Regions from separate parts of the Homo sapiens genome. Here region 2 is linked to region 1. Evidence: read pairs that join two places in POLR2A ChIA-PET (ENCODE). Cell type or tissue: HepG2. All regions are shown on one strand. Each heading gives the region's core, and the rest is flanking DNA. Links, peaks and the distances in the headings are about the cores only.

What was found. ChIA-PET counts read pairs that join two places held together with the same protein. Peaks named below come from ENCODE experiments on the same cell type or tissue, not always from the same donor. Only the 100,000 strongest peaks of a DNase experiment are listed, where the experiment ranks them.
Region 2: POLR2A ChIA-PET joins it to region 1 with 9 read pairs; 3 of 35 experiments call an interaction of 5 or more read pairs at or near these places.

What each region holds. Positions count from the first base shown.
Region 1 is chrX:50,429,479-50,437,478 of GRCh38, forward strand. All of the region lies in intron 1 of DGKK (diacylglycerol kinase kappa), which reads right to left. Among named protein-coding and RNA genes, the nearest start is that of DGKK, 37 kb to the right of the region's middle. In HepG2, for the core only: no CTCF peak of the experiment used is centred there; DNase peaks (open chromatin) are centred at 1,613, 2,303 and 3,713; H3K4me3 peaks cover 3,716 bases.
Region 2 is chrX:50,175,705-50,182,090 of GRCh38, forward strand. No RefSeq gene overlaps it. Among named protein-coding and RNA genes, the nearest start is that of AKAP4, 22 kb to the right of the region's middle. In HepG2, for the core only: no CTCF peak of the experiment used is centred there; a DNase peak (open chromatin) is centred at 4,567; H3K4me3 peaks cover 294 bases.

The DNA.
Region 1 (8,000 bases), core at 1-4,000:
ATCGAGACCATCCTGGCTAACACGGTGAAACCCCGTCTCTACTAAAAATACAAAAAAAAAATTAGCCGGGCGTGGTGGCGGGCGCCTGTAGTCCCAGCTACTTGGGAGGCTGAGGCAGGAGACTGGCGTGAACCCGGGAGGCGGAGCTTGCAGTGAGCCGAGATCGCGCCACTGCACTCCAGCCTGGAAGACAGCGCAAGACTCCGTCACACACACAAAAAAGTATTCTATGAACAGCTCTGACTATTCCATACTAGAACTCTTAATGAGCTTCCCTCAAAGTGGCAAATGATATTCCTTGTTTTTCTAAAGACCTAACATTCGTTGGCGGGCGAGAAGGGAGTTCTCCAGTTTTTTTAAAGTGACAGTCCAAGATTGACTGGAAGAGTAATTAGAATTCACATGTTGACAGCACTTTGTAATTAATAAAGTGCTTTTGCTTCTCATCAGCCCTCTGAAGCAGGTAGTGAAAGGCGTTTTCTAACGCAATTCTGTCCTATGAAAGACACCCTGAAATTAGCATCTTCAAGTGGCTTGCCCGAGGAAATAGTTGAAATTTTTCCTCTCAAATAAGATAGCCCATGTTTGTTTTGCAGTTTTGAGACTTTGCAACATCTTGGAGTTAAAACATTTGTCAGAAGAACGCATCTCTGATGTTAGTACAAAAGGCAATGAGGAATGGGACTCCATATGGGAAATTTTGCTTGGTGGCCACATTTATAAGCACACAGCTATTTCATAAGAAGGGACACACATGTAGTCCTCCTGGTCCAAGCTGCCACATTTCTGTGGCAATATCTGTGATGCTGCAGATAGAAATAATTTAGGAAGGGCTGTAGAATCCTTGTACATATTGAAATGTCATGTTACCACTCGACGCTTCTTAAACCACAGCACACTGCAGGCAGGGTTCCTAATTCTTCCTGCCAGCTCTATTAGACATTAAAACCCAAATAACATTATGGTTTCTACTATTAAACCCTCAAGGCTGATTGTTTTGTGGTGAGAGTGAGTATGGTGCTAATTAGTCTATTGTCCCGAATTCAATCACCACAGAGATCAATTGGCTTCATTCAAATTCAAGAATGTAGGACTCCAAGGCATACGTAATTCAGGTCCTGTGTACAGTGTTCACACAAAATGGTCTTTGCCAAAACCATGGCAGCCCTTGCAGAGAAGGCTAAAGCTTTGGAAAACTCTGCTTCAGTTTCATTCTGAATCCTCTTTGATAAACCAATACCCAAATCCATTGCTCCCAGAAACTCCCACACCCTGGCACAGGTAGTATCTCTCTCTGGTGCTCTGTACAACTCAGCATGTGTAAATTAATAAATTAATGAGGATAAACATTTCCCTCAATCCATATTTATAAAATATCTTCTATAAAATATTTCAACAGAGTCTGTAAAGCAGCCCAATTTCCTGTATATAATTAACACCCCCCTGCTGCTTAATTGGGAAAGGGCAAGTACAGCTGCTGCTGTGACCTTTTCCTATGCTTCTCCCAAGTCCCTAAAGCTTCTACTATCTGCTACATCTGTTTTTCTGTTGCTTGGTGCATTTTTTTTTAAGAGACAGGGTCTTGTTCTGTCACCCAGGCTGAAGTGCAGTGGCGCAATCATGACTCACTGTAACCTCAAACTCCTGTCTCAAGTAATCCCCTTGCTTCAGTCTCCTGAGTAGTCAAGACTACAGGTGCCCGCCACCATGCCTGACTAATTTTTTCATCTTTTTGTAAAGACAGTCTCGCTATGTTGCCCAGGCTGGTCTTGAACTCCTGGGCTCAAGCAATCCTCCCACCTCTGTAATCCCATTACAGAAATGAGCTACCATGTTCAGCCTGCTTGGTTCGTTTTTGATGCATAAGGCTTTGGGGAATTATTTACCTTTTCCTAGCAAAAGGGTCCCCTGTTATAAGCCAAGTTGAATTCCACCCCCACCCACTCAAAAAGTAGACAAGCATCATGACATGCACCACTACCTGTTATTAGTTGGCTGCTCTTCCGTTTTAATTTCTCTTGTTGCTCTTGTGTAGGAGGCTGGATCAAGTTGGGGGATGAGTAAGCTATCATTCCCAGGTGAGAACTGAATTATTACGGGCACAACTGAGAAGGCCAGCTTTCTGTCTATGACTCCTTCAGTCCAAAGACCTGGAACATCTATTGTCTTTGCTTGGGTTAGAGTGCTGGGAAGAAAGCTGTTTCCTAACACTCGCTTGCCAAAGTTGATTCAAAGCAACTGTGTTTGATTTGGTTAAAATGCAACTCCGGGTGCTTTAGGCTTTAAGAAAGGTCAGACCCACTGCTCCACTGAAAGCTTTACATTCCCCAGGGTCCTGTTGACATGGCAGGAGTCAGACAGACTGGCTCCAGCACTTACTAGCTGTGTGACCTTGGGCAAATCACTTAACCTCTCTGAGCCTCAATTTCCTTGTCTGTTAGATGAGAATACCTTACAGAGCATGTGCCTGCCACTCTGTGAGTCCCTTGTCACTTGTGGATTGTGGAGCCAAGGGCTGCTGCCATCGCTCTGCTCATGCCACTACTGGAATCTTCCCTCCTGGCTGTCTAAGGGCTGCAGCAGCAGGATGAGGAATAGGATGACCAACTGTCCTGGTTTTCCCAGGAGTTTCAGCACTACAATCAGGAGGGTCTTGGGCAAACTGAGACCTCGTGGTCATCCTAACACTGAAAAGCCAGATCTTTCTACCACGCAGGTCTGCAAGGACTGTATCTGCAAATCTCCTCCCACTGCTTCCTGTGCTAAGGAAGAGCTATAGATGAACGTCTGTGTCCCTGTTCTCTATCAGTGAAATAAAAGAAAGTTGATAATGATGCTATACGTATTTATTTTTATGAATAGGCAAAAACTTTAACCAGTTCCTTGCATATCACTAAAAAGGTATTTTACACACGTGAGCAAACATATATACACATATATTCTTTTTTCTTCCTGTAAATCGTAGCATTCTATGTACAATGTTTTGTTTCTTGCTTTCTACACTTAATATACAATGAACCCTTTTAGATGTTGATACATATTAAGTGGTTTCCTTTCTTTTTACAATTGCATAGCATTCTACTAAATGAATGTAATGTGATTTATTTAAACAATTCCCTATTGAAAGACAGTGCTTTCAAATCTTATTTTATTACAAATGACACTGCAAAAACTCTGTATATACATGTCATTTTGCACTGGTCTGAGTACATTGATAAAATAAATATCAAGAGTTGATGACTTTAAAACTAGTCCGCTGGGACCATAAAGCCTAAACACCTATAAGTTTTGGGGGAGCCAAAAACATAGAAACAGGAAACCCAGTGAAAGGAACAATGTAAAGGGAAGCTTAGCCTTTAAGCCTGTGTCTTCTCAAATATCTCTGCCCCTCCCCCCTTCTTCTTTTCTATTACTGGAATTCCTAGGGAGGGTAAGGATCACTAATTGTTTGGGGTATGGGGAGGAGGTGAGCAATCTGAGCCCAGGCTGACAAAGTTCTGAAAGTGGTAACCTGGCCCTTGGTAATTGACCTGGGACTAGCTGCATCCAGGAAGGAGGAAGAGCTCTGCTGAGCCCGCCCAGAACTACTTATAGGTTTGAATGCTGGCTTTGCTGCCTACTAGCTGTGCAGCCTTGAACAAGCCATTTCACTGCGACAAGGGGCCTACTGTTAAGTTGGTAGGATGGAGATACAAGCTCTGGTCTATGTTAGTTCAAAGTCTGTGTTCATGCCACAAAACTGGCCTTTTAACTTTCTGAGCTAACCGTGACCTTAGTAATGAGTAATCTTAGATCTCCCTGCCCTGTTAGAGATTATGAAAATAATGCTCCAAGAGGGGCTGTGCTTACTCAAGTCAAATAGCAAATTAGTTGTAGAGCACTGGGCCTCAGGCCACCGTATTTCAGTTGTGTTGGGACTCCTCACCAACCTCCGTAAGGTGAGTGAAGGTGCCCTATAACTGCAGCCATTGAGATTTCACTGTATTGGGAATGCCTCTTGGAATATGTGCACAGTTACAGGGCTCTAGGGGAATGGCATGGAATGGCATGTGAGGAAACCAGCAGGAAAATGGCTTGACTCTAAGAGTAGGATCAAAAGGAAGGGCTGGGTAAGAGCTTTGGGGGTTTGAGGAGAAAAGTGGCTTATGATAAACCTTCCTGCAGAAGGTTGCCTTTGCTCCACAAATCCAGGGAAGACTCAAAGTTCTGAGTAGGGGAAAGAGGATTGTTTCTGACCATTGGAGAGCCAAAAGCCAAGAAACAGGAAATCCAGTGAAAGGAATAGTATAAGTGGAAGCTTCATGGGAGACACCTATGGCTACAGCAGTAGTTGCTGCTTGCCTAGAAAAGAAGCGTTTTGGTCACACAAAGTTCCTCCAAAAAGATACCAGGGTAACTTGGACCCTGGTCCTCAACCTAAGCAAGATCACAGAGGTCAGGACATCAGTTAGCTTATCTGGTGCTGCCATCGCATAAAAAGTGACAAAGCAATGCCTGCTTCCAATTGCCTTCTTTTCCATTCTTTTACCTGACCATAAGCTACCAGAGAAGAAGGTTCTGCTAACATTCCGTGGACGTTTATTCTCTCAGGGACACTTCCCTCACTGCTTCTAACTAACCCTGGGCTCCCACCACCAAGAAACATGCCCTGTTTATCCTAACCATCTACTATGAGAGCTGTGGCTCCTGTTGTGACTCTGGCGATGGCCCTCATTAGAAGCAGCAGGAGTAGCAATTTCTTCTCTAAGTTTCTCTTCAACCCTCCTTCTCCAAAGGAAGAGATTTGTTTCTGGCTGGCAAATGCCTGCTATTTGCCCTTGCTTTACATGCATTATCTTATTTAATGCCCGCAGCCACAGTCCTGTGAGGGAAGTGAAGAAGTTGGGGCTCAGAGAGGTTAAGTGTCTAGTTCTAAGTCGCAGTGAATAGCAGAGCTGGGGTTTGAACCCTGATCTTTTTTACTTTACTGTCTCTCCCCACCCCACTCTCATATCAAATAACTACATGATGACGGTTATCATGATCTGACTTGGGTGTGAGATCTAACTTGGGGATCACTTCAGTTCACTTCTTTTTTCCCCCAGGGGCCACTATTTCACCCAGCAGGAAAAGCCATGGACCAGTGATATCTGCAGATTTCCCACTAGTTTAGCTGAATTTCTTGAAGGGGACCATGTACTGCAAATGATTTCACAAGAAGGCAGGGAAAAAAAAAAACAGTCCTTTAGAGAGGTACCTGAAATGTCATAATCCTGAATTTTGCATATATACAACTTTGTAACAATATGCTGGACCATGCTTGGGAGCTTCTAAATCTGGAGACTTCAGCCCCCAGAGGTATTTAAAAGTGCTTGCAACCTAAAGCCAAAAAGGAAGCTTGTAAATATGCAAATACAGTTATGCCTCACTTAAAGACAGAGATATATTCTGAGAAACATGTCATTAGGCCATTTCATCATTGTGCTAACAAGAGAGTATGCTTACACAAACCTAGATACCTAGATGGTATTGCCTACTACACACCTAGGCTATATGGCATAAACTATTGCTCTTAGGCTACAAACCTGCACAACCTATTACTGTAATGTAGGCAGTTGTAACACAATGGTATTTGTGTATGTAAACATAGAAAAGGTACAGTAAATATACAATATTATAATCTTATGGGACCACCATAGTATATGAGGTCCATCATCGACTGAGACATTGTTATGCAGCGCATGCCTGTATGTAACTTATTTGGCTACAACTCACTCAAACAGCAAAACAGAGAAACTCAATTTTGGTGATTTCTGTGCTCTGGTTTTTAAAAGTACCCATTTCTTTCCATTCATGGCTTTAAATGCCTCTTAGAAGTGGGGATGGTGAGCCCACATCACCTAAACACGTATACTTGGGAAGTACATGTTTACTCCTGAGCTGGGGAAATTGTTTTATTGCCAAACTGGACCCATGCAGACAGACATCTGAAGGCCTGAATAATACTTAAGAATACATTCACTAAAAAGTCCTCTGGGGAATAAGTGGTTAGATTATAAAGAGGGGATGTGTGGGTTTGGTTTTTACTTTTTCTCAGTTTTATGAAGTGGCATTACCAAGAATCATGAGGAAGGTAGACAGAAATTGATGCTAGACCAGTTGGTTCTGTTTGCTTCTTGCAGCAGTGGTGGTCTAGGGAAGATGAAATTCACTAATTCATTAGGAGTTGTGTATGAGTGGTGGGAAAAGGAGTGTGTGTGTGTATGTGTGTGTGTGTATGAGAGAGAGAGAGAGAGAGATATTCAGAAAGAGAGAGAGAGACTCAGAGAGAGAGAGAGAGAATGCCTCTGTACCACCAGTGGTAGGTGAGAGCAGGAGGAAAGTGTCAGGTAAGGTCACCTCAGGGGTTGGATTGGCTTGGGAGTAGAATGGGTGATGACAGATTGATGGGAGCCCTCACTCAATTCCTAAAGCTGTGGGTAGCCTTGCTGCCTCTGAGCAGAGGATTGTCCCTGGCTGAACACAATTGCCTCACATGGAGTCAGGAGATATGGTAGTTTGACAGTCTATCACACTTGGAGGGAAAAGAGAGGGAAGAGAAGTGACTGCATGAGACACTAGTCTGTCAAAGAAGAAACTATGTTGTGGGCCTTGGTTCCACAGAAATTACTGGCCAGGTAACAAAGCTGAAAAGCTGTACCAATGTGAATGTATTCTTGGTAACAGGAGGCTATCAGGGACAAGCCTCCTGGAGAAATAATAGTGAAATGAAGTGCTAACAGTTGGTGAGTCCTGACTATGTGGGAAGGACTATGCTAATCATGTTACATTGGTTATCTCATTTGATTTTAGCAACTCTGAAAGATAGACGCCATGCTAATCTGAGTCTTGGAGAGATGAAGTAGTTTCCCTAATGCGTTAATAAATGACAGAGCTAAAATCTCTCTTGAGGTTTCACAAGGACATGAATAACTAGTTATCCCTTCAGTGGAAGGAAAAAAGGAAGGTTTAAACCACTGGTCTTATTGGAAATTATATCCTATTCTAAGTCAATCGACAGAAGAAGGCAGATTTGGCAGGAGTTTGGTGGTATGAATCACAGCTTGTTGGTTCAGTTTTGTTTTTGTTTTTAATTTTAAATGCTAAAGTAATTAAAGTAATAATTATTTAATTTACACAGCACTTTGTTGGTTATAAAGATATTGAAGATTCTCACTTGATTCTGAACACAACCCTGAGGGGTAGGCCAGGTAAGTAATGCTATTGGCCTTTTTTTTTTTCAGGTAATAATACCGTGACTCAAAAAAGTGACTTGCCCAAGGTCATTAAGTAGTAAACTTGTTCTGGCCTTCTGACTTCCAGTACAAGGCTCTTTTCACTGTTATCGCCACACTTTATATGTTCTGTGTTGTTTGATATCATTTTGATTAGTAGTCCATATTTCAAAGCCTAGTTTTACCTTTCCTGTTATCCTGCAATAAAACTCTCTGCCATCATCACTGGTAAAGAAGTATGACATAATCAAGTGTGCCAGTGGCAGGCATTCTCTTGGTTAACGAAAGTAATATGACGCTGGACCCAAAGGGAAATTGTCCTCTGACCTGGATAGCTCCTAGTAATAAAAAAATTAACGTGGCCATACAATTACGCACAAAAGCATCACACAAGGATCTTACTGAGAAAGACTGAGAGTGCGGCTCTCAGTATTGCCTCCCCTCCCAGGGAGCAACTTCCCACAGCTTGTTCAGATGTTTTACCCTAGAACCTACTGCTACCTTTTTCACAGTGTTTCACCTCCATTTATTTCCCTGTTGAAACACCATCCAGATCTGCATCCTTTTCCAACTTCTCCCTGCAGGCAAAAACACCATCCAGATCTGCATCCTTTTCCGACTTCTCCCTGCAGGCAAAAACACCATCCAGATCTGCATCCTTTTCCAACTTCTCCCTGCAGGCAAACACCTGGTAAAATTACACTCCTCTCTAGCCAGGCTATGTATAAGGGATTAAGGTTGCTGAAT
Region 2 (6,386 bases), core at 2,313-6,312, 250 kb before region 1:
AAAGGACTATAAATCATGCTGCTATAAAGACACATGCACACGTATGTTTATTGCGGCATTATTCACAATAGCAAAGACTTGGAACCAACCCAAATGTCCAACAATGATAGACCGGATTAAGAAAATGTGGCACATATACACCATGGAATACTATGCAGCCATAAAAAATGATGAGTTCATGTCCTTCATAGGGACATGGATGAAATTGGAAATCATCATTCTCAGTAAACTATCGCAAGAACAAAAAACCAAACACCGCATATTCTCACTCATAGGTGGGAACTGAACAATGAGATCACATGGACACAGGAAGGGGAATATCACACTCTGGGGACTGTTGTGGGGTGGTGGGAGCGGGGAGGGATAGCATCAGGAGATATACCTAATGCTAGATGACGAGTTAGTGGGTGCAGCGCACCAGCATGGCACATGTATACATATGTAACTAACCTGCACAATGTGCACATGTACCCTAAAACTTAAAAGTATAATAAAAAAAAAAGAGAGGGGTCTGAGGCACACTGACACTCCCCTTCTTGCCAGATCCTTTGGATTCTTGGGACAGCTGAGCAAGAATGGGGAGAAAGCATCCAAAAGCATCCACCTGGAGTGCAGGCTGAGCCTCTAGATTGAGCTTTTACAGGACTAGAAACATGGAAGGAAGGTCAGACATTGACAGCCAGAGAGACACCTGTTGGCTAGTGTCTAAGGGAGACCAGATAGTGGGATGTTGAAAGAATAAGGACAGAACAAAGGTCTGGGTAGCTCACCATCTTTTCCTGAGTTATCCTTTCACTGTGTGAATTTTTTCTTTTCTTTGTTTTTTCTTTTTGAGACAGGATCTCGCTCTGTCACCCAGCCTGGAGTGCAGTAGCATGATAGCAGCTCAGTGTAGTCTTCACTTCCCTGGCTCAGTTGATCCTCCCACCTCTGCCTCCAGAGAAGCTCAGATTACAGGCATGTGCCACTACGCCTGGCAAATTTTTGTATTTTTTGTAGAGATGTGGTTTCTCTATGTTGCCCAGGCTGGTCCTGAACTCCTGGGCTAACAGGATCCTCCTGTCTTGGCCTCCCAAAGTGCTGGAATTACAGGCAGGAGCCCCATGCCTGGTGTGAATGGAAAGTGCTATCAACTCCCAGCTTCTCAAACACGGTATATGTGATAAGAGTATGAGCTCTGAAGTCTCTACTAACCTTGGCAAATCAGGGAACCGCTCTGATCCTAGGTTTTCTCATCTGTAAAACAGGGTTAATGATAGTACCCATCCCATAGGAATGCTAATGAGATTAAGTGGTATGGAAAGCCACGGGAACAGAGGCTAACACACAGTAGGCCACCAGTGCATAGTATCTATCCTTATTTCCTCCCATTGAATGAAAATGCAAATGCAAATGACCATTGGATTATCCAGGCAACTGTATACTTCTGTAAGACCAAATAATAAAACCACTGGGGTGGAAAGAATGTTACAGATCTGTTGCTCTCTCTTAGTTTGACACATGAGGAACCCAAAACCCAATGGAGACAAGTGCATTAGAGGAAAATGAAAAAGACTGTGCAAAAGCAAACATCACGAAAGGGAATTATAAGATTTTTGAGTGGCTGCAAGACCAGATGAGTTAGTGTGCATATACATGTTTCAAAGCGAGAGGGAAAAAGAGGAAACTGGAGGGGAGATAAGGCTATCAAAGAAGGAAAGACCAGCATACAATGTGCTTTCCTGTGAAAGTCAGGAGTTTGAACTTCACCTAGATCAGCATTGTCCATTAAGAATATAATGTGATCCACATAGGCAATTTTAAGTATTCTAGCCGCCACATGAAAAAAGAAATGGGCAAAATCAACTTTAACATTATAATTCATTTAACCCACTATATCAAATACATTATCATTTTAACATGCAGTCAAAATGAATACTGATTAATGACATTTTGCACTCTTTTTTGAATACTAAGTCATTGAAATCTGGCATGTAGTTTTACAGTGACAGCACATCTTAATCTGAACTAGCCACATTTCAAATGCTCAAGGGCCACATGTAACTCAAGGGCCACATGAATCTAAGGACTAGTGTATTTGTCACTGCAGACCTAGGCAATGGGGAGCCACTGAGGCGTTTTAGGCAGTGGAGCGCCATGTCCTGATGCGTGCTTCAGAGCAAGAACAGGAGCCAGCCACTCAAGATTGCTATGTGTATTTGTGCAAGTTGTGTGCGGTACAAAGGACGTGGATGTGGGCTGCAATGCAGCCCAATAATTCTATACATCAAGCCAAGCACCCTGGCACAACACTGCCAGCTCAGAGTAAAGTGAACCTTTTCCTGATTGGTCAGCCCAGAGGCAGTGCCTTTCAGAAACAACAATAAGAACAACAAAAACACAACTTTCACGAAGATACTATATGTACTAGCACTAGCCTTGGGGAAAAGCCAGGCCCATGTAGCAGGTACACATATTAGTCCACCACTCAGGTAAGAAGCAGCACATCTTTTTACAAATCATAGTGAATTCCACTTTGATCTCCCAGGACCCACAGTCTGGAGGGAAACTCAACCTCAATTATTCTTGGGACTCTTCACTCAGAGTTGCGCCTGAGTTCTGATTTTTGTATGTACCAGGACATAGGGGTATGGCCCTCTCTGGTCATCAAGTCGTCTACTCACAGCGGCTAATGCTGAGGTATCTACTGGCCTCTGTGCAGGACCCTTCAGGCCCAACAGCACTCTGATGATTCTGCAAAAATCCTCTGCTTAACATCCCACCCTCCTAGATTCCCCACCTCACCATTCCTTTCTGGGGTCTTGCTGCCTTCCCATGCACACTGCCCAGAAGCCAGCCCAGGCTCTCCTGCTCTGGAACTTTCTCTTCTCCCATTGTATCAGGGAAATCACTTTTTTTGATGTGGAAAAAAGTCGTTTTCCCTTCATGTCTCCTCCAAGATGGTTTTTGTTTTGTTTCTTTACTGGCAAACTTTCCCCACTTTGAGGCTCAAGGCTGTTGTGAACCAAAATTAGAAAGTGCTATAGGGGCGCCAGGCCTGGTGGCTTACCCCTGTAATCCCAGCACTTCGGGAGGCCGAGGCAGGTGGGTGGCCAGGAGTTCCAGACCAGCCTGAGTGACATGGTGAAACCCCATCACTATTTTTTTTTAGTGCTGTACGAAAAGTCACTTTTCTGCCCTGTTTTCTGCCGTGCTACAAACCTCCTGGTAGCCAAGAGGGCCTGAACCAGCTATCTGCTTGATGGAAGGAAAGAAAAGGAGGAATGCACAGGAAGAAAAAAATAAATAAATATATTAGTCTCCTAAAATATTATCCAGCTATAGAGCAACAGAAAGTCTCCTATACCACTGATGGAAGAGTAAATTTGTACAACCACCGTGACAGGGTTTGTCACGATCTATTAAAGTTGAATATAGTCATATCAGGAATATCACCTGTAGGTATGTATCCAATAAAATGAGTGCTTGTGGCTAGCAAAAGACATGTATAGGTGCATTCATAGCAGCACTATTCCTAATAGGATCAAACTGGAAACAACCCAAATAAATGTCCATCAACTATACAATGGACGATATATAATGGAATATTATACAATATGAGAATAAAACAACAAGCAACAACACGGCTGACTCTCACAAGCATAATGTTGAGCAAAGGAAACTAAACGCACAAAAAATCATACGGTGTGATTCTATTTAGCTATGAAGTGTTGTAAAAGGCAGAATCCAGCCTGGTCAACATAGTGAAGCCCCATCTCTACAAAAAATGCAAATATTAGCCTGGTGTGGTGGCACATGCCTGTGGTTCCAGTTACTTGGGATGCTGAGGTGGAAGGAGCCCACCTCACATGAGCCTTGGAGGTCGAGGCTGCAGTGAGCTGTGATTGCACCACGGCCTTCCAGCCTGAGCAACAGACAGACTCTGTCTAAAAAAAAAAAAAAAAAAAAAAAGGCAGACTAAGAGGGGCTTTTGAGTGCTTCGAATGTTCTGTTTCTTGACCATGGGTGGGCTCAGTTTGTGATAATTTATTGATAATGTGTTGAGCTTATAATTTTGTTCAGTTTTCTGTATATAGCCAATACAATGTTTAAAAAGTAGGATGTCAACAAAAGAAAAACAATTACCTAGTCACACCAATTAACTGACAACATGCAATAATCCAGGCAAGAAAGAATGAAGGCGTGAATAATTTAAAGTAGTGGAAATAAGGAGAGGGAAGCTAGGACTGGATGTATGATTGGATGTAGACATTAGACAGAGAGAGGAGTTCTTGACAATGCCCAGGATTCCAGCTTGGACAACTGGGTAAATGATGATGGTGGGACTGGTTGAGATATGGAACATTGGAAGAGATAAGGCTGGTGAGTAGATGGTGAATACAATTGGCACATGATGAGTTCATAGTGTCTATGGACATTCATGTGGAGAGGCACAATGGCATGGGGTTTAAAAGTGAGGGCTGATTTTTATTCTGTACATGATGGAATAAACACACACCTCCCTTTATTGCCTACTGAACTTGAGTACAAAGCTTGTACAGAATGCATGCCAAACTATTTGAGAACTCTGAAAAGTAAATATTAGCAGACAGACTAGAGAAGGCTAGAATTAACAGTGCCACCAAACTGGAAGTGAGTTTACTATTTTTGTTCCTGCAGCATCCCCCAGCAGGAACTCAAGACAATCTGAAACTCAGAAGTGAGCACTCTGGTACAGACAGAGATCCAGTAGAAACCCTCTACTTCTGGTTGGAGGGGTGGAAAGGGGAGATCCAAAATGCTCAAAGAGAGTGGAGGAAATACACTGGTGCTGTTTTTATTTTTTCCCCTGTGGTCTGTCACCCCAGTCAGCAGGCGGTCCCACAGTTGAGGTGGTGGCAGTGGGAAAGAGTAGCCGGGGATGGGAAACTGCAGAAGCCAAAAGTGAATGAAAAGGGAGAACCTTACTTTTCTGTTCAATGAAGCTGCAGCTTTAAGGGGGAGGGGCCAAAACCCATTGCCTTTTTTTTTTTTTTTTTTTTTTTTGTCTCTGTCTCCCCGCCCCCTGCTCCTTCCCCGCCCCGAGCAAAGCGTCTCCTGCCACGTGGCCCAGACAACCTCCATCAATGAGAGCCTGCAGGGTACTGGAAAGTATTGGAAGGATAACGGAAAGTGAGGAGCTCAGGAATGTGGCCCCAAAGAGCTGTTATGACATCTAGGGTTTACCCTTGACCTCTGCGTCCGTTTTCTGAACCTAACTACCATAACGAAGGCTGTCAGAACTGAGAACTGAGCTAAGCGGTCTTCCCAACAGACCCAACTGACCTACTGGTTGGTCACGCGAGAAAACGGATTAGAACTGCGAAATATTTGAAAGCTTAACTGACATTGGAAATATAGGCTGTAGAAGAATAAAAGAAATAGCAACATTCTCCATAGTGGGGGTGGGGTGATGACTCTTAAAGGGAGAGCAGAGGGAGTTTATTGGGCGTGATGAACTGTTCTGTATCCTGATTATGGTGGTAGCTACATAATCTATACATGTGTTAAAATTTATAGAACTGTGAACCAAAACGGAAGAAAGCCAGTTTTACAGAATAATACTTAAAAAAATATAATTTAAAAGTGTGAAGGCTCTGGTGTTCAAATTCTGGTAACACCACTCACTAGCTGTGTTGACCCCAAACAAGTTTCCACCCCTCTGTGCTTCAGTTTCCTTGCCCTCAAACAGAGAAAATCCTAGTTTCTGCCTCCTGGAGAGTTTGTTATGATGGAGGTTAAATGAGATAATACATATAATGTGCTTAGACAGTGCCTGAGACATAGTGTTTGCTTAAGAAATGTCTGTGTATGTCCAGTAGTCAGTTCAATATAAGGGCCTGGGGTTCAGGAAACTGGTGAGAGGATGGAAGAAATCACTGCGTGAGTCACTGCTGTGTATATTTGGGTATTTATAGCCATAGGACAAATAGCTGCTGTGACCTTATGTTTTTAAGCCATGCAACCTACCCAGCCACCAAGCTTCCTCACTTCACTCCTGACCGCTTTCCAGTTTTCATGTAGTTCCTAACCTGTGGTGCTGTCTCCAATTTGGCCTTCAGTTCACTGACTGGTCATGACCTCTCCAAGCTGTTCTTTAAGCTGTTCTCATTCTTCTTTGTGGATCAAAACCTCTTGGACATTCTGCAAAATGCCTGGCCTAGACTCTTAAAAAAGTGACAATGTCATTAAAGACCAGGAAAAAATGGCTGGGACCTTTCTAGATTAAAGGAGACTAAAGGGACATGATAACTCAATACAATGCATGGATATTGGATAGAGCAGAGGGGAACAGCTATTGAGGCTATTATTGGGATTTTTTAGGACAACTGGCTATGACTTGTATGTGGACGAATGTCCTAGTTCCT